3 separate regions of the Mus musculus genome follow, and all the other regions are linked to region 3. A link is a loop called in an ENCODE intact Hi-C map of the cell type or tissue named here. Cell type or tissue: left cerebral cortex. All regions are shown on one strand.

The links. A loop is a pair of places that touch in the nucleus more often than their neighbours do. Peaks named below come from ENCODE experiments on the same cell type or tissue, not always from the same donor. Only the 100,000 strongest peaks of a DNase experiment are listed, where the experiment ranks them.
Region 1: a loop joins it to region 3, with 14 times the contacts of the local background. A loop is called at or near these places in 2 of 42 quality-filtered maps.
Region 2: it touches region 3 in a loop (2.2-fold over the local background); 2 of 42 quality-filtered maps call a loop at or near these places.

The regions. Positions count from the first base shown.
Region 1 is chr2:116,440,336-116,448,335 of GRCm38, forward strand. No RefSeq gene overlaps it. Among named protein-coding and RNA genes, the nearest start is that of 2810405F15Rik, 370 kb to the left of the region's middle. In left cerebral cortex, no CTCF peak of the experiment used is centred here; DNase peaks (open chromatin) are centred at 4,017 and 4,470.
Region 2 is chr2:116,408,578-116,416,577 of GRCm38, forward strand. No RefSeq gene overlaps it. Among named protein-coding and RNA genes, the nearest start is that of 2810405F15Rik, 340 kb to the left of the region's middle. In left cerebral cortex, no CTCF peak of the experiment used is centred here; a DNase peak (open chromatin) is centred at 3,560.
Region 3 is chr2:116,229,248-116,237,247 of GRCm38, forward strand. No RefSeq gene overlaps it. Among named protein-coding and RNA genes, the nearest start is that of 2810405F15Rik, 160 kb to the left of the region's middle. In left cerebral cortex, no CTCF peak of the experiment used is centred here; DNase peaks (open chromatin) are centred at 3,750 and 7,675.

The DNA of each region.
Region 1 (8,000 bases), 210 kb after region 3:
TTCATTTGTTTCCTGCCAATGCCTGTCATTCAAAAGATTTTATGTACAAAGGGCCAATTCAGCTCATGCTGAGCTCACAGTATTGAGGGGGAGGGGTTCAGACATGGAATGAGAGCTATTAGTCGGCACATGTTTGCCCAAGGCAGGTGACCGAAGCATAAGGCTTTGAGGTAGAGTTTTTCATGATTAGAAGCAGAAGCCAGCAGCACATAGGGGATGTAAAAGGCTCTTAGGGTAGATAAAACACTGTGAAATAATGCATCTAAAAAAAGAGGAAATTGTCTAGAAGTGTGCAATAAGGTTTTTGTCTATTTGGGTACATGCTGCCCTAAATCAAGTCAAGTGGGATGATGCTATTTGAGTTGGAGATAACTAGGAGAAAGACTAAGAAATTATGCTAGCATTATCACAGTTATGGGGTTTATATTCCTTATCTTTTGGATATGTTTGGATAGATCTGACTTGAAATTGTGTTCCAGCCTGGCATTAAAATAATGCTTGCTAGAGTTGTTTACTATTTATTATTGTTGTTGTTATTAGGAAAAAAAACAACTTAGGGCCTGGAGAAATGGTTCATGGGTATGTTCTTTCAGCATAAGCATAACACAGAGAGTACAGGTCCTTCAGACCCACATAAAAATTGTAGAAGGTGGTATCAGTCTATAAAACCAGCACTGAGAGGCAGAGCCAAACCTAGACTGGAGGTTCCCTGGCCAGCCAGTGCAACTAAGTTTGCAAGATCCAGGGTAAATAAAGAGAGATCCCGTCTTAACACAGAAGGTGGATAACGACAGAAGACAACAGATGCCAACTGTCATCCCCCATGCATGCACGTGTGGATGTACCTGCACAGAAACATGCAAATGTGCAGTCATACCCCACCCTAGACATGAAACAGTTATCCTAACCAGTGACTAGCAATAGTACTCTGATCCAATCTTTTCTTCAACTAAACCTTAGTGATTCCTATACTAATCGTTTTGGAAGGAAATTGCCTGACAGAGAAGAATAGACATTTGTCAGGACCACATTAGGGAGGAGTGTGTTGCGCTCTTCCTGATTTTAAATACTGAAGTTATTCTTGCTCTAGGCAACCTGAACTTCCCTTTCCCAGGAGTTTCACACATGCTCCATCTCACTGTTATTTGGTTTACCTATTCCAAAAACTGCTTACCATGGCAACCCTTGTCTGCATGACAGGCAGTTAAATTTGCTTGGAAAAACTGCAACAAAGTGTCAGTTTTCATAAACCCTCTAAGCTCAAATGTTTTCTTCCTAAGGAATTTCCAGCCACTTTGTTGTGGTCTTCAAGCCCTTGCCAAAAGACAGTTTATTAGTGAAAGCCTTATTGAGATACATATACTTGCTCAATATTAGTGACGGATGCTGTTGGGATGAGCATAGCTTCTCAGAACAGAAAAATAATTGGCATTTTAACTCTCGTTTTGATGATACAGAAGTGGCCTTCAAATAACACCTGAACCAAATAATTATGCATTTTATATGAATGTGCTTTGGGCACCGAAGGATGTGAGACGTGAGGATAATAGACAGAGGCCAAAAATAATTCCAGCCCAGTTTTGATTCCACTCTGCACACCCAAGCATGTGCTCCACCCAGAAAAACTCAAAGGTATTTCCAGAAACCCTCCTATGGGGTTATGGGGTTGGTGCTAACAATGGCAGTTAAGAGGTTTTATGTGATCATGAATAAATCCATAGATCCCTTTTACCACCTGTCAAGATGCAGTAAATGTTGGACACTACTGCCATATTTTAAATACAAAATTTGGTATTTATATGATATGTATTCCTGTGGCCCAAACACGTTTGGATCAACATGTTAGTTGATATTAAATCTGTAACTGAAGTACCTCCAAAGCAATAACAGTTGAAAATTTCCCAAAGAATTGTTCGCCATTCCTCACATCAAATTATTAATCTATTCTTGGCATCTGGGCAAGGCAAGATATATTATGCAAATTAGCACTTGGCCCAGAGCATGAATGGAATTAGTTTTATGCTCAAGAGGAATCTGGCCATGTGTAAATGATGGGGGCTGGGGGTGAGTACGAGCATATAACCCAGTGAACTTCACTTGTGGTTCATGATAGATGCTTCTCCAAGATAACTTAAACTCCTCTTCATCCTCAAGCATAAGGAGATGGTAAAAAGATCCCTCAAGGAGATATTGAAAATGCAAGCCTTTAGGGAATTTTGCAATTTACTGATACTGAAGTTCACATTCATATTTAGTTTTCAAGTTCTAGTCACCATTTTAGTGATTTTAAAAGTCTAATATAATCTGATGACTCGTGATTCACAAACTACACATAATGCTGTGATTGCGTTACTTGTAAATTATGGCCAAGCTTTAAAATGGGTCAAGGGCAATTATGGGTTGCTTTCCTGAACACATGTTTTATGGGAAAATGAAAGAAAGAATCATCCTGCAAATGGCATTCTGTATGGAAATTGTATTGTCCTGTGTCCTGCAGCAAACATATGATTTTTGAATGGGTGTGGTAATCAGAAAATGTGTATCCTTCTGCCACAGCAAAAGGAACACTTTGAGAAGAGAAAGGAGGTAACTGCCATCCAAGTGCTAATTTTAAATACACAGAAGTCAGAAGTGATGTTTTCAAGATAGATCTGATCTGGAACTCAGGTGAAAAGTGAATGTAAATGGATTAAAAAACATGGTAGACAACAGTTGATGAGTGAATACACACTGTGGAGTTAGAGCCCTCTGAGCATGGTGTCCTTATGAAGAAAGCATTGCTCAAACCATAATAAAACCAGTGGTTAAGTATGGACAGAAACCCTAAGGAAAACATTGGGACTGCTAAGAATATAGGGAAGGACTCGGGGTAAGCAGCAGGCATAACTTAAGGAACTGGGTAAACTTTACAGCCTGTTTGCAGTAGAAAAAGATACAAGAATGTACTTATAATTAATGCATGCAAAAAGTAGGGAATGTAGTTATAATGGATGAAATGGAGGAATTAGAGATCTGGATTCCATTGTGCCAGGCAGATTGGTTAGAGTTGTTAATTGGGATAAGTGTCCACAGGAGCTAAGGTGTCAGAGCAGGTAATAAGAGAGAAAGCTGATACCTTACCAAGTTGTCTCAAACTTGATTATTCTTGTGTGGAGTGTTGAGAGCAGGTGTAATAGCATTCTTGAATGTATGAGGCAATTTCTCCCCATGTTGTTATAGAACACTGTAGCTAAGCACCTTCTCCATAGCACATATATATCCATTCATTTATTAAGGGAGAGGTTTAAGAAACCTTCATTGAATGACAAATATTCTTGGTTTAAAACAGGTTGTTCTATAATATGACTTTTTATAATTAAAAAAAAAGAAAGAAAGAAAGCAAAGCTTCCTGGCAGATCCTCATGGTTTGGTCTGTGCAGTGCAGGCAGTTTGCCAAGCTGTTAGACCAAGATGATACCAGTCCTTGAACTTTGAATCTTTATTGTCTAGAGAAGAAAAAGAAATAAATAACACAACATGTGACACCTATTATAAAGTCGTGAAAGAATTTTGCAAGAGAGAATAAATGGCAATTCAACAATGCAAAGTGTAGTCAGCCCCATTTATTTATTTTAAGGAAAATAAGGTTTATGATAAGACTGAAATGGAATAGAAGGTTGAACACTGGAGACACAGGAGGGATGGTCCAGGCTTTAAAAAAGCTCATACACAATAGTACGGAAGTAGAGCAGAGCACAGGACTTGAGTGGACAGAGAGAATGTCAGTGTGGCTGGGATATAATGTGAGGGGGAAAATCGACGTTAGAAGGGGGTCATAAAATATGCTATATGGGAATTCAGGCACCAAGGCTGGTGTCTTAGATGACTATGATAGAGGTGTACATGGAGATAAGAGGTCCACTTAGAAAACAGCAATGACTAGAAAATGACTCAGCAATTTTGGTGCTAAGTATATCCTTCCCCAAAGTCAAGTAACAGTAGCTAAGCCCAAGAGCAAGTACAGAAGCATTAGTCACAAAAGAAAAATATAGAAACAACACAGATGCAGATGGGTTACTGTAGCACAGTCACTTATGCACTAACAAATTATACAGCAGCCAAAAACCATCACCCATAGTAACATGAATATGCTTAAGACTTAGAAGTATAAATTAAAGCAAGTCCAAGCCTTAACAACTTGATACCATTTAAAATGAAATTAAAATAATTAAGCTCAAAGTGATATACATCTAGGAATGCAAGCAGATGTGAAATTGTATTTTTATTTTAAAGGAAAACAGGTAAATGATGTACCTATGATCCTCAGCTAAGGGAAAGTGGGGCTTCCTGGCAAATGGAATGATGAAGGAAGGGACTAGGTATAGATTACCAACACCATCCTAGTTTTTATATTGTTCATGCATGTCAATGCACAATTATAAACTCAAAAGCTGAGTAAGGCATGCACAGGACAGACAGTGAGAGAACGTCAGAGTTAGTCTGGTCCTGTGTACCGAGTACTCTCAAACCTGACAAAATGTGCTAATGGCTTAGATGTGGGGAGTCCTCTCTCCCCCACACAGGATGGAAAGGTGCCACGAACCCCATGGTGCTTACAGTTTCTAACCAGGCACTTTGAAAATGACACCATTTTTGGATATAGACAGATTAAGGGAGGGTTTTTTTTCTTACAGGACCTAGGTCTACCTGCCTAGGTGCACTGGCCACCATGGGCTGAACTCTCCATCATCAATCATTAATCCAAAGATTGCCCACAGACATGCCCACAGGTCAATCAGATGGAGGTAGTTCCACAGTTGAGGGTCCCTCTTCCCAGATGATTCTAGTTTCAAGTTGATAAAATCTGACCAACACTGAAGACTTTGGAGTAGTTTTCTCTGGCTGCTATCAGCCATCAATGAATTGCAACACGTGAGTTAATTTTGAATAATAAGAAAAAACATTGTCTCACCTTTCCAAAGAGCAGATGTCTTGGCTGGAATCAAGATACTAGCTGGGACACAGGCCCTGGCTTCCTGTGGAGGTTCATTTTAAGTTTACACCTGTCTGTTCTAGCTTCTGGTGGCCATGATATTCTTTGGCTTGTGGCTGGTTTACTCCAACCTGTTCTACTATGATCAAAGGACTTCTTCCTTTTCCCCTTCCCTTTTGGCATGCCCCGACTCTTTTATGCTGTCCTCTAAGGGTACATGCTGTGGCATTTAGGATTGGTTGGGATGAATTATATAATTCACTATCTAAGAGTCTTAACAAATAAGACAACATGCACAAGGTCTAAGATCCTCACGTAGGGTACAGCCAGGTAGAGAGTATTTCTAATGTTGGGAGTCCTAAGAAGAGGGAGAAAGAAGAATAAAGATTCTGAACAGTATCTTTGAGGCGTTCCAGTGTTTTGTCGAGGCTGCCGAGACGGAAGGCACTAGGTGGGAGCCATTGAGGAGGGAGACATGTCAGATGAGCCAGTCAGAGCTGATGCTGGGCATTGAAAATGATGCCTTTCTATATGAACTTGTCTGGAAGATAAATCCTTGTTCAAGCATATCAGGAAGAAGGGAGCTGTAATGCTTACAGATGAGCAAGTGTAACCCCAGAGGCCTTGATTTGTTTACAGCAATAGTAGAGCTATTTGGAAGGAAACAACTGACACTGAGCATGCAACAAAAGGGGAAACAGCTAGGAAATAACCCTGAAATTAGACGGTAGAGTTTGCAGTAAGGGAACTGTGGACCCCATGTGAGCTTCAGGAGGATAAATATGAGGCTACCCATTCAGCAGTACTCCATTACTCTTCAGTGTCCTCTGCTATCATGGGCTTGGTCCTTACTCAAGGCTGAGGGTCTCCAGCATTATAGCACAGCTCTCAATCTTTAGCTATGCCTCTATCTTGGATCCAGATTCTGATTCCTCCACCTCCCAGTTATGAGCTCTTATCACTTAACTGTCAGTGCCTGCTTCCCTACATGGAAACTGGAGACCATTGCAGAGTTGTAAGGTTGGTGGAACAATCAAATTATTCACAGATATAAGGCACACACAACAGTATTTAGTAGTAAGATTTTCAATTTCTTTTAAAATATATATAGATATATTATGGAAATATATTTTCATTTTAATATCCCAGGTGTAGGTATATGGGACTGCTTCATTGCAGGTGTCTATGATTTGCCTCATGTTTTATCAGGAACATGCTTTTTCCAGCTGCAGATAGTTTCTGCAAGTGTGTGACATTTGGAATTTTGGGGATTTTTCAGAGGATATGTAAATGCTACAGCCAGGATAGGAGGTAACTGGTTGGACAGTTGTTAGTGTTGTTTTTGGTTTGTTGCAGTTTGTCAAGTAGGTGTGTGTGAAAAGCCAAAAAGAAAAAAATTAGATATCCTAGCTGTGAAGATCAAACTTGCCTTAAGGCACTCAACACCCCTAATCAGCAGGAAGTAATCTAACAATGTCTTTGCCTCCTTTCTCCTCAGTCCTTTTTTTTCTCTCCTACTTAGTCTTAGGGAGTTGAAAGGGTGGAAGAAGAGTATGGAGAAGGGTGGAATAAAAAACCTACAAAGTAGCCAAAAGTCAAGCTATAGTATATCTGTATCATGTGAGTAATGGCATTTGTAATTTCTTTGAGATAAGCCACATACATGTACATCTTCAGAACCTCATAACATTGAGTGTTGTATGTTTTCTACCCACAAAAAGTGAAAGAGGAAATTGGAAAATTATAAAAGAATCGTGCATAATAATTTTCTTGAATAAAAATCCTTGTTTTTAAAAGAACTAGTTTTAAGAAAACTATCCAGTTATAAAATTTTCTAGCTTCTGAAGACTCACCATTGCCCATGTTTTTCTAAAATGATTTATGATTTGCACAGATGTCAGCTAAGTAATAAATTAAGTCTTGAAATAAGAACTCATTTATGAACAGTTTCCTTCAAATTTTAGAGTGTAGAAGATTTCCTCTTCATAATTCCATTCATTTGTATTTTCCACAAAGAACAACCTTGGACTAGTAATATCACCTAAGTGTGTAATGTTCTGAAATCACACCTAGATAAAACAATCAAGTGATATTACTGATTATTTGAGTAACTCTTCAAAACTCTTCCATGATAGTTTCAACTTGACACATAAATATCTGGTGTCTTCATTGTGATAATCCCAGGAAAAGTACCAAATGGCATCCCAGAAAGGAGAAGCAGATTTGCAGTTGTTTGTGGATTTTATATTTGATCCTTAATGTGTCTCTGAAATAGAAGACAAATATACCTTATTCACTTCATAAACATAACTTTGTAAACATAAACTTCATTAAAAAGGAGACAAAGACTTTGGAAAAACATAGTTTTACCTTTAAAGGAGACATGTTGGTCAAAGGACACAGAATCAGATCTGTTGGACATTAGGTTCTAGAGATAAGATATAGTAGGAAATAATAATGACTGGGACTAATAACACTAGATTACACACTTGATATTTCCTATGAGTCAATCTTAAATATTTTTACCCCCTTGTAAACACAAAATAATGGTGTAAGGTCATGAATATTATAATTACCTTATTAAAGATTCCTTAATATGTGCATAGAAAAAACCCATCACATTGAAATTGTAAACATATAATTTTTAATTTTTTCTTCTTAATATGTGTATAAGTGTTTTTTTATTGAATGTCTGTAAATGTTGATATATGGATGCCAAGGCATGTATGTCAAAGTTAGCAATTAATTTTGTAGAGTCAGCTCCTTCCATTAACTATCCTATAGGTCTTAGGGATTGAGTACAGGTCTCTAGGATTATCTAGCAAGTTCTTTTACCTGATGAGCCATGTCACCATCCCATGATTTTATTTTTTATTTGTATGTGTATATACCCATATGAGGAACCAGAGGAAGACCTCAGAGGTCACTCATTAGGTTCTGTACACCTGCTTTTCAGACAGACTTTCTCACCAGCCTGTAGCTTTCCATGTAGGCTAGGTGTCTAGCCACTGAGCTCCAGAGAACTGTC
Region 2 (8,000 bases), 180 kb after region 3:
TTTTCTAATTTCTAATGTGCGGAGCCCTTACCAACTACCAATTAGCTTGCATGAAAACAACACAGCAGCATTTACTTACACATGGGTAAACTGAGACCAGGGCTACTTGAAGAGAGGGCTCACACTAGGCCATAGACCAGCAGGAGTCAAGTTACTTCACATGTTGAACACAAATAAGCCTTCATTAAAAATGTGATGTAGTGAAAATACTTCACGAATTTAATTTCCCCTCATCAATGCACAGAACATTTACAAACTGAATAACCTGCATTAAGTAGATGGAAATGAATTAGTGTAAAATAAATTAGAAAATTCCAAGCCACTAAATGCATACGTATGTTCATTTGTTAAATCTTAACAGAATGGATATTTTAAATGTATCTTTTGTCTTTGGCAAAAAAAAGACAAGGAAATTAATATTTTCGTAATATAGATGTCATCTTATATTTCATGCCTGACTCATTTGAAAATGTAGATTAATTTGCAAACAATTTAGAGAGCTGAACTATTGAATTGGGTCCTCTAAGATTTAGGATTTGTCATCTTTTAAAGTTGACACCCAGCGAGAGCTTGTCAATTACAAAGAAGGGAAATGAAGTGAAAGCGGGCTCATCTCCATCTTCTTGTTATATGCTTGGTTGGGTAGAGAGACACCATTTACAAGCCGAAAATAATTATTCAGAAAGTTACGCTTCGCTTTAAGACCAAATTTCAGCAAGTAGAAAGTGCCATTATGTGATGGCTATTTTATTCAGTGAGTCGGGAGGCTGTGTGGACAGAGAAAGTACAGCTTACGGTTGGAAAGTCCCTAATATGTTTACACTTCTTACCTTAGTGATGAGTTGAGCAGGGATGATTTCAGGTCATTCCTCCACAAGCAAACAATACTCCCTGCATTGCTGTTGTATCACCATTTGGTTAATGTTAGGATTTAGGAAAATTATAATGTGACTTACAGGTGTCATCATCCCGGAAACCGAGACAATCATGGAGATCCCACCCTGATCCCTGATCTCAAATGTGTAATTGGTTTTTATTCTATTCATAAATAGAAGACCTGCAATGTTTTAATGCCTTGGAAAAGTCTCACCAAAGTAAATTGTTTATTCTGATCAAATCCATAGATTCTGAAAAGAACACTCCCACTCCCATGTGCTTACTCATGTTCTAACTAACTCTCGGTGTTGACTTAAGGATGTAATGCTCACAGACAAAGTCACCTCCAGAGCAGGACAGTATTTAGAGATGTAGCATCCCAATAAATTCATTTCCAACTGTACTGAGCTTAGAACTATCAAGCTGACTTTGAGTATCTGTTGCCTCTGAGACTGATGGTAGAGATAATGGAACCAAAGAATTGCTTGGAGATGTGCATGCTTTACTAGTCGTTTCTCTCTGGGCCTCTTGTGACCATTTACTATCATATGCCATTCCCTCCCTAAGGAGAGAAGAAAAGAAGGAAATGCTAGGAGGGATGTAAAAGAGACACATTGTGAAACTTAGATCTTTTAGAACAAAAACACGAGACATCTCCTCTTCTCCACTGCCTTATCTAGAACACTTAGGCCAATTCTGCTTCTAGTATAGCAAGAGAGTAAAGGGCCCATGCAGATGATATGGTCCTTAAATACCTGCTTCTTCTTTTCTTGTTTTTGTTTTTGTTTTTCAGTGATGGATAATGTTAGAAACTACTCCCCAGCCTGAATTCAGAATAACATTCTGTCAACCGAAACAATATTCACTTTCTGAAGTCACGCTGAAGTTACCCCATGATTCTGTCCTAGTAACTCAGACCTCAGTAATTATTCATCACATCACCCCGCAGCTTCTGACTCCTTTTGATGGTTCTCCTTGAGTTGTTTTGTCCACTGCTGGACATGGATGTTATTGTTTTATCATAAAAGTAATAAAAGAACATCAGTGTGGAAAACAGAAGCTGTATTTAAATGTTTCAGTGTCTAAGGTAAAAATTATGATCCTTAAAATACTAGCTCACTAACTTTTATAAGCACATGCTACATTTTAAAAACTCGCTCTCTGTGATTCTATACACTGAGCACTTATGCATACTAATCCCAAAAATCTCCACATCACACTGCTAGGTTCAGACAGCTAGCTCCTCCCCAACTAAGGACACGAATCAAGATTTAATAAATAACATTATTTAAAACACAGCAAATTATTTAGAACATTATTACTAAATCCTGTTGCTATGTTTACATGATTATAGCTTTCAAAAATTTTACATTATTTTAAAGCCAATTTTCAGAAGGAAAATTACTGGCTCAAAAAGCGAACCTCAGTAGTATAATTGAAAGAATTCAATTTTAACTTCATAGCCAATGTATTTGAACATAGATAGACTCTAAAGAATAAAAATGTAGATTCACTCTCTGATTGTAAAATCACATACTACCACCCTTTACACAATGTTTCATAAGGGTTGGAAAGAATGTGTTAAAACTTGGCATAAACAAGAGGCATTATTGGAAGGGAAGAAGAGATCACATGGAGGGAGAGGAGAAAAAAGAGGACAGTGAAATGGATGAGAAGAAGGGGATGAGAAAGAGGGGGATGGAAGATGGGTGGGAGTAGAAACAGGGGTACAGGAAAGGACAGATTGTGTATGAAAATGCCACTATGAAATCTATTGCTTTGTATGTTAACTTTAATGTCAATTAAGAAACAAATGAACTTAGTCTTCCTCAAAAATTAGCCCAAAAGGGCTCTGCAACACACTCCACAGTTACTAGCTTTGTCATTGTTGCTCTGTTTATAATAGACAGGAAAAGGAAGGAGCCTAGATACCTATCAATTCATGAATAAATAGTAAAAGTGAAGTTCTCTGCCTCTGTCTGTCTGTCTATCTCTTTCTCTCTTTCACACACACACACACACACACACACACACACACACACACACACACACACACACAATGGCATTTTACTTAGATGTAAATGGAAATGAGATCTACAGAATTGAGAAATATTACATTAAGTTAGTTAACCCAGACCTGAAAGGCAGATACCATATTGCATGTACTCTCTTAGTTTTGGATCCTAGCTTTGAATCTTTACATTTGAGTGTTTAAAATGGAAAGTTAGAAATTGAAAAAATAGAATGGGACAATTACATGCAAGAGGGGGAGCAGGAGAAGTTATAGAATGGAGGAAAGGGAAGGAGAGATAACTGGTGAAGGAGTTCAGAAGACAAATCAGAAGAACAGGTGGGATAAATAACTACAATGGTGCTGAGAAATCCATAGAGAACCTAATTATTTTATAAGCTTACTTAAAACACATATTGCATGTATGTTTTCATAATATATATATGTATGTATATATATGTGTGTGTGTCTATGCATTATGCATACTTGTATATATACAGAGGGAGAAGAAGAAGGAGGAGGAGGAGGAGGAGGAGGAGGAGGAGACGGAGGAGGATGTGTTTGTATATGCATCTAACAATAATTATTATAGAAGAACACATTAGCTCAAGAAGAGTTGGTAGGGTGTGGGAGGAGTTGACATGGAGGAGAGGGGAAAATGACGTATATGAAATGTACTCATGTATGAATTTCTTTAAAGACTCAAAATGAAAATAGAGATGAAACATCTAAAATTAGCATAAAATGCCTCCAGCTGTCTTTTAGAATCCTGGTGTTTCACAATCTTGCCCTATTTAGTTGTTAAAATGAGATAAAGACAGAATCATATTGTTTCAATGAGCATAACACTAAGACTGTAATCCTCTATGTTACTATTTTGCCTTTCGAGTCTTCCTTTTTTAAAGTACATTTGCCATCAAATTTTTAATTCTAAAAAAATGCGTGCAACTTCTTTCTTTGGTGGACTGACTGACTGACTGACTGAGCCAGGGTCTCTGTAGCCCACAGACCTTAAATTTATTGTCCTCCCTAAGCTCAGGACTACAGGCATGTACCGTGAGCTCTGGCTTTACACCTGCATTATATGATGTTTCGTGATAATTCTCCACACACCCATGTTTTAATGTAACTATTTGTGTCAACACCCAGTGTATATTCAGATCCAAATGGGCTCCTGGAATAGCGTTCCATGTCAATTGCTTTTTATTCTCCATATTCTAAAATAGTTTCACAGCAGCTGGAGTACAAAAGGTGAATTTTTAAAATGTTCTTACAAGGTATCTGGTGATGTTATTTTGTTCTTTGAAGTCAAAATTATATTGGTTAAGTATAACTAATGATTCCTTTCCAAATTTCAGACATTTTCAAGAATCCAAGCCACTGTGACCATTTCAGTCTGCATCCTCCTGCCTGCACTGAATCCTTGACCTTTGTACTCCAGAGTGTTTATTGCATTTGTTTCATTTCATGTCCACCAACATGTCAAAGGTCACTTCCTTCTATCCCAAAGGCATCCGTGTTTTTGTTGAGGCTTTCAGCAGACTTGGTGATTTTGTGTGAGTAAAATTTGGCATTGAGTGAGGGTGAGGAGTTCCTAAAAAAGTAAGGCATCAATGTCTGTGGCAACTCCACAATTCATGTGTCATAAGAGAAATAGATGTTCTTAAAGACTTTGTTCATTCCCCAATTCCCATGCCTTGTTATTCAGAAACTGTCTAGGGTTTAGTTTTATAACTGAATAGTGTCGATCTATTTCACCTCCTCGATGCCTCAGAGAAGCTAATGGAAGAAGGGGGAGAGACAATGTCAGAGATAAAGGGTCTTCTGAACATGACATAGTCTTTTTGCACTTATAGTCTCCCTGCAGCTGTCATCACCTGCACAAGACTGGACCCATCTGCATTTCATCTTTATTGGCAATGGACTCAGGAAGCTCCGAGCCTCCCTATGCTTGCTGGGAGAAGGTTACCATTTTTCCCAGTAGTGTAGTCCATGCTCCAGCAAATAAGCTCCAACCCACGGTCATGCAAACAACTTTACTTAAACTCAGGGGGGCATGCAAAAGGCATCAATTTAGGAAGGAAATTCGATAAGAAGAGGGGTGTCAGTAGAGGGAGAGGAATGAGAGAAGGAAGTAAGGGTGAGTCTACTAAAGTCATTATATACACATAAGAACCTGTCAAAGAAGAAAGGAAGAAAGATTATCTATTAATATGTAAAGCAGGTGTCCATAGTAAGTTATTATAGTCACATTCAGCCAATTATAAGTTATACCATTTTCAGACACGCTCATGCACCATCCAGAGAGAGAGACAGAAAACGCTATCACCAAAGCTATGATAACTTATTGATTACTTTACCTTTCCTAGCTTCAGAGAAATTACAATGTATGGATTGATGATGGTTAGAGCCAGGGAGAGATGGTATGCAGATTATTTTGGTCCTTGCTATTTTATATATACATATATCAAGAGAAAATAGATCTCAAAATTTTATTCTTTAGCTTTGTCCCTATCAATTTTCTTGTGTTAAGATGCTAGTGACATAAGGTCTTAAAAAATATTTCATGCTGATTATGAAACAAGAAAATAATTTAATTTTCCAATTCTCTGCTGCTTTTGGATATATTTTAAGTCCTTTCAATAGTGAAACTTTGAATTGTGTACAGTTTTGATCATTTTTTGTGATATGTTTATGTGACTGTATGCATGTGTACCTGTGTGAGTCTGTGTGTGTGTACCTGTGTTTGTGTGCCTCTCTCTCTCTCTCTCTCTCTCTCTCTCTCTCTCTTTCTCTCTCTCTCTCTCTCTCTCTCTCTCTCTCTCTCTCTCTCTCTCTCTCTCTCTCTCTCTCTGTGTGTGTGTGTGTGTGTGTGTGTGTGTGCAGGTACATGTGGTAGCCAGAGGGTAACACTGGATGTCTTCCTCAACCACTTCTCTACCTAAATTTTTAAGACCATTCTCTCACTGAATCTGATCCATAACAATTCAGTTAGACTTGCTGATTAGTGATCCCTTTGTATTCCCCTGTCTCTTTATAAATCTTTCAGGACTAGAAGCATGGGTACATGCAACAGCCTGGTTCCAGTACTTGTATGGCAAGCACTTTAGTGCCCGCACCATCTCCTCACACCTTTGACCTATCAGATTTTGGAAGGAAGCACCAAGTCATGAAGAGAGCAAAGATCTTAGAAAATCTTGGTGTCTTCATTATACTATGCCCAAAGCTTAGTGGATTATATACTTAGATGTATATTTTGAATGCAGTGTTGCTTTGTACAAATTTTAATTTGTGTTTTCCCAATGACTGAGCCTTCAATTGTTCATGTTTCCTTTCAGAAATACGAGGCCTTCCTGAATCATTTTTCATCTGCCTATGATTGCTTTTGACAAATTCTTCCAATGTTGTTGTGTGGGGACGCTTTTATTCGTCATTCATTGTTTGGACTTCGGGAGGGTTGGACTATGTAAAGTTTTATATAGAACCTTATTTGATTTTAACACTTCATTTTACAGATTTCCCATTTGACCTAACATGGGCTAACCGGGACCAATATTAAAGCACTGAGGAGAGATGTAGCTTGTGAAGTGTTGCTAAGACCTTCAGGAAGAAGTGGTAATCCAGGCAAACCCTAGCAGCAGCAGCTGTAAGAGGAAACAGAGTTTTAAGAGTTCTGGGAGACAAAGTCAGCTAGAGCTCTCAGCAATGAGCCCCTCAGAGGACACAAGGCTTAATAGAAAGTTCTGGACATCTGAGAAGTGTCCCTCTTATGTGTCTAAATGCTATCACATGTGTATGAGGAAAATAGTCAGTATGGGGAAAGACCCAGTGGGAGAACCAGCAGTGTATTATGAACCTCTCTCATCACACTGACAAATCCTAATGGCAACAAGTATATATTTGCTCTGAGGTACAAGAATCCATCATGAAGGAAGGCCTGTCAGAGTCCCTGGGAGAAGCACACAGCTAGGTCCCACTACCTGGAAGAATAACAGGGCTGAACTCTAACTCTCAAAGACATGCCCCCAACACCCAGGAAACTCTTCTGCCCCCCCCCCATGCCCTACACCTCAAAGGTTCTACAACCTCTCAGAATAGCACCATCAGCTGGGAATCAAATATTCAAATACAGGATCCTGTGGGGAACATTTCACATTCAAATTGAACAGGCATGAACAGTAGCTGGCACTTGTACTGGCCAGAAATTGTGCCTGTTGTTCCCATCCATGTGGAAAAACCTTGTAATTCGCACAACATTAGATAGAATACACAGGAAAGTCTTGACTCAGTATGGGGGATAATTAGCCCTGGACTAAATGTTATTCTGGGACTACCTAACAAATCTTAAAAGCAAGGCTTAAAAGGATCAGGCTGTTTCCAAGTAATTTAACTATGTATTAGAACAAAGATCATAAATATGAATAGAATGCAAATATCTACCGTGCAGCACAGCAAAATTCCTCAGACCCAGCACCCAATCAGAGGCTGCCACACATGCAAAGAGGTAAGAATGTGAGCATGAGGAAAGCCAGCTAACTGAAGCTCCTGGAACCTATGCAGAGAGAAGATTTTCAAATAAAGACTACTGTAGACATATCTATAAATGTAAAAAGGGAGCTCCCAGAATAATTAAGAGACAAGAAATAGTCTTCACAGGTATTAACAGGCAATATAATACATTAAAATTGAAACAATAATGAAGACATGTGACAACTTAGGCTGCATTAAAATTCAAAACCTCAACCCTTCAAAAACAGATAAACATGGAAAGATTAACAGAGCATGTAAAGAAAACACAGCAAGTCATATAAGGAGTAAGGTACTCATATGCAGTGTGTACAACAGAAAATAAATAAGGTTTCAACCCAATTTAAAATGTGCAGATGATAGCAATGGCTACTTCAGCAAAAACATAAACAAACAGGCAATGAACTCACAAACAGCTCTCCAGTCTTTAGAGAAAGGTAAATTTAAGCTGTGTGATATGACCTCATGCCCACAACAAGAGCTGCAATTGAAAGGAAAGGATAGCCAATCAGAGCAGTTTGTAAGTCCATAGAGCAAGGAAAACCTCAATCTTTGTTTCTAGAATGGTAGAATGGTATGGCCACTT
Region 3 (8,000 bases):
TCTCTGGGAGGTGCAGTCTCTGGATGGTCCTTTCTTCCATCTCAGCTCCAAACTTTGTCTCTGTAACTCCTTCCATGGGTATTTTGTTCAAAGTTCTAAGAAGGAACAAAGTATCCACTCATTGGTCTTCCTTCTTGAGTTTTGAAAATTGTATCTTGGGTAGGCTGTTTCTGGGCTAGTATCTGCTTATCAGTGAGTGAATATCATGTGCATTCTTTTTTTTTTTTTTTTCAATCTTAAAACCTTTTCTTTTTTTTTTTATTTTTTTTCCATTTTTTATTAGGTATTTAACTCATTTACATTTCCAATGCTATACCAAAAGTCCCCCATATCCACCCACCCCCACTCCCCTGCCCACCCACTCCCCCTTTTTGGCCCTGGTGTTCCCCTGTACTGGGGCATATAAAGTTTGCAAGTCCAATGGGCCTCTCTTTCCAGTGATGGCCGACTAGGCCATCTTTTGATATATATGCAGCTAGAGTCAAGAGCTCCGGGGTACTGGTTAGTTCATAATGTTGTTCCACCTATAGGGTTGCAAATCCCTTTAGCTCCTTGGCTACTTTCTCTAGCTCCTCCATTGGGAGCCCTATGATCCATCCATTAGGTCATGTGCATTCTTTTGTGATTGGGTTACCTCATTCAGGATGATATTCTCTAGATCCATCCATTTGCCTAAGAATTTCATAAATTCATTGTTTATGAATTTTACTTCTAAAAGCAAAACTAAAGAGGAAAAAAAAGGAAGGCAGAAAACAGATTACCTACTCAGGACTTAGTGCCTAGAAGTAGCAGGAACTGAAACAGAATAGGAATGGGTGAATTATGTTCACAAAGCTGGGAAGAAGAAATCCAGACTCCTGTTCAAGGGAACAGGTTGATTATTTCTTCGAAATGTTAGTGCTACTATCAGAATATCAGAATTCTTCTTCTTCTTCTTCTTCTTCTTCTTCTTCTTCTTCTTCTTCTTCTTCTTCTTCTTCTTCTTCTTCTTCTTCTTCTTCTTCTTCTTTCTCCTTCCTCTTCCTATTCTTTCGTCTCTTCCTTTTCCTCCTCCTCCTCTTCCTCTTCTTCCTTCCTCTCCTTCTCCTTTTCTTCTGCTTCCTCTTCCTCCTTTTCCTTCCTTTTCCTCTTCTTCCTCTTCCTCTTTCTCCTTCTCTACTCCTCACTCCACCACCTCCTCCCTTTTTAAATGGCATCTGCCCATTTTTATTTTTTGTTTCTGCCTTTGCAATCTTTGCAATGCTTCTAGATACCAAGGCAAAACTGTATCTTCTAGATTGTCCTTCTTTGAATGCTTCCAGTTAGTCTTAGATGCTGACACAAGACCAGAATAAAATGGTGGTGGTGAAGCAGCAGTCAGATCTGTCTGCCATGATGGCTGTCACTGATAAGAGGTCTGCCCTTCCTGAGACTTCTATCAGCTTCTCAGGCTGCTCTGGCAGGTGTGGTAAAGACCCACCCACTCTCAGCAGGAAACTCATGGTTACCAGAGAAAGGAGCTATGAGAACTGACACTGGTCTCAGGCTGCCCTTGTAAGTCCCACATCATGTGTGTGAATTATAGTTACAGTTGCTTCACTTACTCAAAATCCATTTTCCTTTCCCATGTCCTGCCTCTATCTCCAGCATCAGATACAAGCAAAACAGTTTCAGAGAACAGATTCAGCTCTCAGACCCACATCCAGCCAAATCCCCAAAGAAATTCCTCTCACCCATGCTACACCACTCTAAGTTTTCTGACTGAATCTTGACCCATACACTACCCATTAATCTCTTTCTCATTTATTGTTTTACTTAAAAAAAAACCCAATAAACAAATTAAATGAATGAATATTATAAAAACTATTAACCGGGTGGTGGTGGTGCATGCCTTTAATCCCAGCAGTTGGGAGGCAGAGGCAGGTGGATTTCTAAGTTCGAGGCCAGCCTGGTCTGCAAAGTGAGGTCTAGGACAGCCAGGGCTACACAGAGAAACCCTGTCTCGAAAAACCAAAAAAAAAAAAAAAAAAAAAAAAAAAAACCAACCAATCAACCAACCAAACAACCCCCCCAAAAAACAAAAATACAAACAAAACCCCACAAAACTATTTACTGAAAAGGCATGCTCTAAAGAGTATAAAAGATATTTTATGACTGCAAGAATTTAATATATATGACATATATATGTTATGTATTATATTGTTTAAAAATACCATGGGAATGATAATACATATTTCACAAGAGTAATTTTATGGTAATGGAGAAGGTGGATACTTGAACAAAAGAATGAGTTATTTTTGTGTTTCTGTCTGGTAATATGTTCATAGTTTGATTTACCTTCTCTTATATATCCTTCTTAACTAGACAATTTACTTTTATTCAGTTAAAATTATATCTGTCCATTGACCACAGCAGTGACCAATATTTGAATGTTCAAAGTCAGAGTAGAAAAAGAATCTCCAGGGCATCATAACCAGCAGAATCTCATACACGTATTCACAAAGATTAAACGAATTTTCACAATGATTTTATTTGTCATGTCTTAAAATAAGAATGATCTGGATGCTTAAAATGAATAAAAGTAGTATGATATATTCACACAGTAGAATTCTATTTGGAAATTGTAATGAAACGCCATAATTACACACAGCAACATGTTAAAAATCCTTTTAAAATGTTGAGTACAAGAATGCAGACATCTAATAATCTACACTATATATTGCACTCATCCAAAGGATGAGTGAAACCAATTTACAAATGGTTATGAACGAGATGGGGGACTTGACAAGGGCCCTAGAGTGAGCTGTAGACTGAGTGCACATTGTGCTCCATTAGTAAGATTCAGTGACATGTGAGGCTTGTAATGTGTGAGAGTATGAATTCATTCATTCTGTGAATGCAAATTACTTCTCAAAATATTAAAACATAATAAAGATGAAATACAGATTCATCTGTCAAAACAGAATTACGTAAATAAGAAGTTGATATTTTCCCAGGTGTTACATGTGACTAATTCAAATTTTTAATTACTTCTTGTTTTCCTATAACAGTATCACTTAACAAATCAACCATTATTGCGTTAGTTCATTGATGACACATTTTCTAATATAAATAATTTACATTTATTTTATTTGAGTTCAGCATTGACTTGTAGATAATCTTGCCATTTACCAGAGTTGCTATTACAGCCACATATGTATATTACATTTTTTTTTCTGAAGGAGACATGTGATAAAACAGAAGGGGGAATGTGAAAAGCCATCCCTTAGAATAAAGACAGACTTAGCTATGGGTAGGATAATACTAAAGTAAATATTGGCTGCTAAATATTTTTATATGTAGAACATTCATGAATGAAGTACATGTTTCTATCCTCTAATATTTATAAATATCTATATATTTATATTCCTTTGGACAGAGGGATTGATGGTATTCGGACACCATTAGGCAGATTTCTCAGTAACTTGGTAAGGACCCTGAGCTCCTCCTTGGGTGGAGCACATCTCACCTAATTACTCTCAGATGAAAGTTTTGAAACTAAAAACTGCAGCTGTTATTTTTCCCTCTGACTTTATTAGAACATTAGAGTAACGATCAGGAAGAATTATGCCCATGAAAATACTTTAACCTTCTGAAGAACTACTTCTGAACTACAGCAGACTGGATTTCACTTTCTTTTGGTACTGTAGTGAGTTTGGTAGAATTATGTGCACATTTCTTCTTGAAATTGTGGGTGGCACCTAGTTAAAGTTAGATTCCCCCACCTAACAGGCACACATGAGAAGTTGACTAATTGTTTTCATGAGACAACCAACTAGTCCCATCTTATTTTTTCCAGCTTGACATTTGCAGGTTTTTTTTTTTTATGCTAGCATATTTCAAGACACAGATTTAGAATGTAAGCACTTATTCCTATCTTAGTACATTAAATAAGAACATATATTGGTTGGTGAGAAAAATGGTGTGCATGATATTTGCCCAATCAAAAAGTACTTTGATAATTTTAACTATTGTTTTCAATGAAATATAAGACTGTGATTTGTCACACTAGAAAGAATTGACCACCAATATTAATTATTAAATCCTTAGCTTGGTGCTTATAATTCTTTTTGATGATAAAATATTTATCAAGCTTAAAAATGAGCAATAACTTAAATAAAACTGAATGTTCACTGTGATGACTAGGGTTAAGAACTATGGAGTACTCAAAATTATATTTTAGTAGTAACAAGAAGACATGTACATATATAACAAAGGGAAAACAAAGTAGAAAAATACATTTAATATCAGAAGCACAAAGCATAAGAGGTCTGATTCTTCAACAGGAGAAATTGTCTCTTCCATTGGTATCAATGGAGTCAGAATTCATAGAAAAAGTAGGTAAATTATGTATCAAATACACACTGAGCATGATTTAAACCCTTTTTCACTGTTTTCCACTTAAATCTATTGCAATAGTGGAATAAATATATATACACATGCTTACACACACAAATGTGCATACTCACGTGCACATACACACATACAAGTGCACATACATTTCTATTTATAAAAATAAATAGAAGGCTTTGTGGCTTGCACCCACAATCAGCATTTGGGAGGCTGATGTAGGAAGATTGCCTTGATTTGAAGACCAGCCTGGGTACGTAGTTCCAGGGCACCATGGGCTAGAGTGACACACCCTTAAAACACAAACAAATGAAGAGTCAAACAAATGTGACTATTTAGTCATTTGATGCAATATGGAAGCAAGTCTAGGAATGAGAAATGAGAGATGGAAGATAGTTTTCTGGAGGCTGGACTTTCACCACCCTCTTCAGGAAGAGAACTAAAAATGTAGGATATTTAAGAGGTGAGGAGCTAGAAAGGACTTGAGATGGGTGTGACAATATTCTATTTGAAGCAACTACGTTGACTAAGGGCACAAAAGGGTTCACTTAAAAAAAAACCCACAGGCCCCCAATGGAGGAGCTAGAGAAAGTATCCAAGGAGCTAAAGAGATCTGCAACCCTATAGGTGGAACAACAATATGAACTAACCAGTACCCCAGAGCTCTTGACTCTAGCTGCATATGTATCAAAAGATGGCCTAGTAGGCCATTACTGGAAAGAGAGGCCCATTGGACAGGCAAACTTTATATGCCCCAGTACAGGGGAACACCAGGGCCAAAAAGTGGGAATGGGTGGGTAGGGGAGTGGGGGGGAGGGTATGGGGGACTTTTGGGATAGCATTGGAAATGTAATTGAGGAAAATATGTAATAAAAAAAACCAACAGAATAATGACCTTGAATTATGTATTACACAGAAGTGAAGTTCTTGTTAGTTATCACAAATTCCCTAAGCTAGTAGGGCAAGAACTGCTTCTGAACTCTGTTTCTTGTATAACATCCCGGTAGAGCCAGGCATGACATTCTCTTAAAGAGAGACTTGAAGCACATGGACAGGAAATAGTCACAGATCACCCACAAGATACAGAGCACACAATGACATATGGAAAATGATATTGCAGAGACCCAGGAAGTTCCTACCATCATGGGAGGATTTTCACATAAGAAATAAAAATAATATGTACCAACAAAAGTTTGTACCCCCATTTGGCATGTTTAAAATATGAGATGAAAAGCATTCATGACAAACACATATGCTCCCTTTGTCTCTGTATTCTGTTTTCTGATAAAGGAGAGAGAGAGAGAGAATTCAGTAAACTCATGGTAGTATATGCGTGTAATTCCAGAACTTGGAAAGCTAACACAGGAGAATCACAGATACAATGTAAGTACCATCTACACAAGGACAGTCTATCTCCTAAAATCAACAAATTAGTTTACTATATAGGGGTGAGGAACAGGCATCTAGCTTCATCTGCATATTCAGACTAGATTTTCTCAGCATCACTTGCTGAAAAGATTGTCCTTTCTCCAATTCATGTTAGTCAGTTTTAACGTTTTCTTGCTGGAGGTATTAGAATTTTTCTACATGTACGGTAAGGTAATTGATGGCCTCTATTTCTCTTTCTTGTCTAAGCTCTGACTACAACTTCCAGATCTATGCTAAATAAAAGAGGTGAGAGTGGGACGTTTCATCTTATTCCAGATATTCTAGAAGGAAGCCTTCTTAACTTTTCTTATTGATTCTATGTATCATTAGCTATGTGTATGTGTGTGTGTGTGTGTTTGAAATATAAATAAAAATTTAGTAAAATATGACCCCACTCCAATAAAATTGCTATTTTCAAATAAACTAAATATGAAAAATACAGGCAAACACAGAGAAATGAGAACCCTTTCTGCTGTTGATGACCTATTGTAGACGAAATTATGATCCAGAAAACATACTATCAAAGGAAATAAAATAGAAGCAAACTAATTTTACAAACTGGTCCATGAGTTAAAAGTATGTGTGGATATACACAGTGAGATAAAGTTTGGCTCTCAAAGGAAGAGGTTCTGCTCTATGTAAAGACATAGATTGAAGGGAAATCTTTATATTTAGTGTAGTGAGTAGATACAAGCACAAGTACAGCATGATCTAACTCCTACACAGATACAGGAACTCTTGTTCTTATTTTTTTATTATTTATTCTTCAGAGCTTCATAAAGATAGCTTATTTCATGTATACATATACTTGAACTATATATTAATTCACACACACTCTGTTTTCTTTTTGTTACCTCTTTCTTCCTCTAATTGATTTCTTTCCTTCCCAGTCTCTCTCTGCCTCCTGCTTTCATGTTCTATCTAACATCTATCTATCTATCTATCTATCTATCTATCTATCTATCTATCTATCTATCTATCTATCTATCTATCTATCCATCCATCCATCCATCCATCCATCCATCCATCCATCCATCTATCTATCTATCTATCTATCTATCTATCTATCTATCTATCTATCTATCAATCATCTATGTATTTATCTATCATGTATGTGTGTGTGTGTGTATGTATGTATGTATGTATGTATGTATGTATGTATGTATCTAATCATCTGTCATTGGCCTATCTAAAATTTAGCATCCAGAAATGAAATTGGCAATACTTATCCTTCTGAGTCTCCCTTATTTTGCATTGCTGTAACTCTGAGAGCTAATTACACCCCTCACACTGTGAAGACTTTCCTGTTGTCCACTGACAAGGATGATGTCAAGATATTATGTCCATTCACACCACTAAGGAAAACTTTCCATTTCAAAATTCTTAATTTACTTTTAAATACTTATTTATTTTCAGACCAGGTTTTACTTTGTGGATCTGGCTGGTCTGAAACTTATAATATAGACCAGGCTGCCCTCCAACTTACTAGAGACCCTTCTGCTTCTGCCTGCGAAATGCTGGGATTAAAGGTGTGTGCTACCATGCTGGATTTAAGACCTAATTTAATAATACTTTAAAAATCTCTTTTATCATGTAAGGCAGCACCATGACATATTTGAATATTTTAACAAAGACATTTTGAGGGCTATTACTTTGTGTTTCATGTAAGTCAACATTAAGTAGGATCTTGACACATTTTTAAATAATAGAAATAAAACACTTTGTCTCTTTTTACTTTGCCAAGTAAACTTAAAGTCAAATAAATGAGTATTAAGTCTGTGTGGAGGATCCCATGATGAAGTGTGTTTTGATGTTCCCACAGCAGATGTATCACCCAGGGACACCCTCTTTGGAAACAGCAGGAGCCTCCTGCCTACTCTCTCTTCTGGCTTCAAATTTATCTTCCCACCAGCTGCCAGCTCTAAACTACAGTGAACATCTCAGTTTATGGTCCTTTCAAGCTAAAATCTGTTACACTGGTACAGAAATTGTAATACTTATGTGAATCAATAATTGTAATGTATGTGACACCATAAATTCATGGCATACCCAGAGAAGTGTACACACTGTTTCTGTGTTAGCCTATCCAGCAACAAATACAACATAGACCATTTGTATGACTGTCTAGGTATGTTTTCAATTTTCTATCTTTTATTAAAAAATAAAGAAACAATTTTGATGAAAAAATTAAAGGTTCTATGATA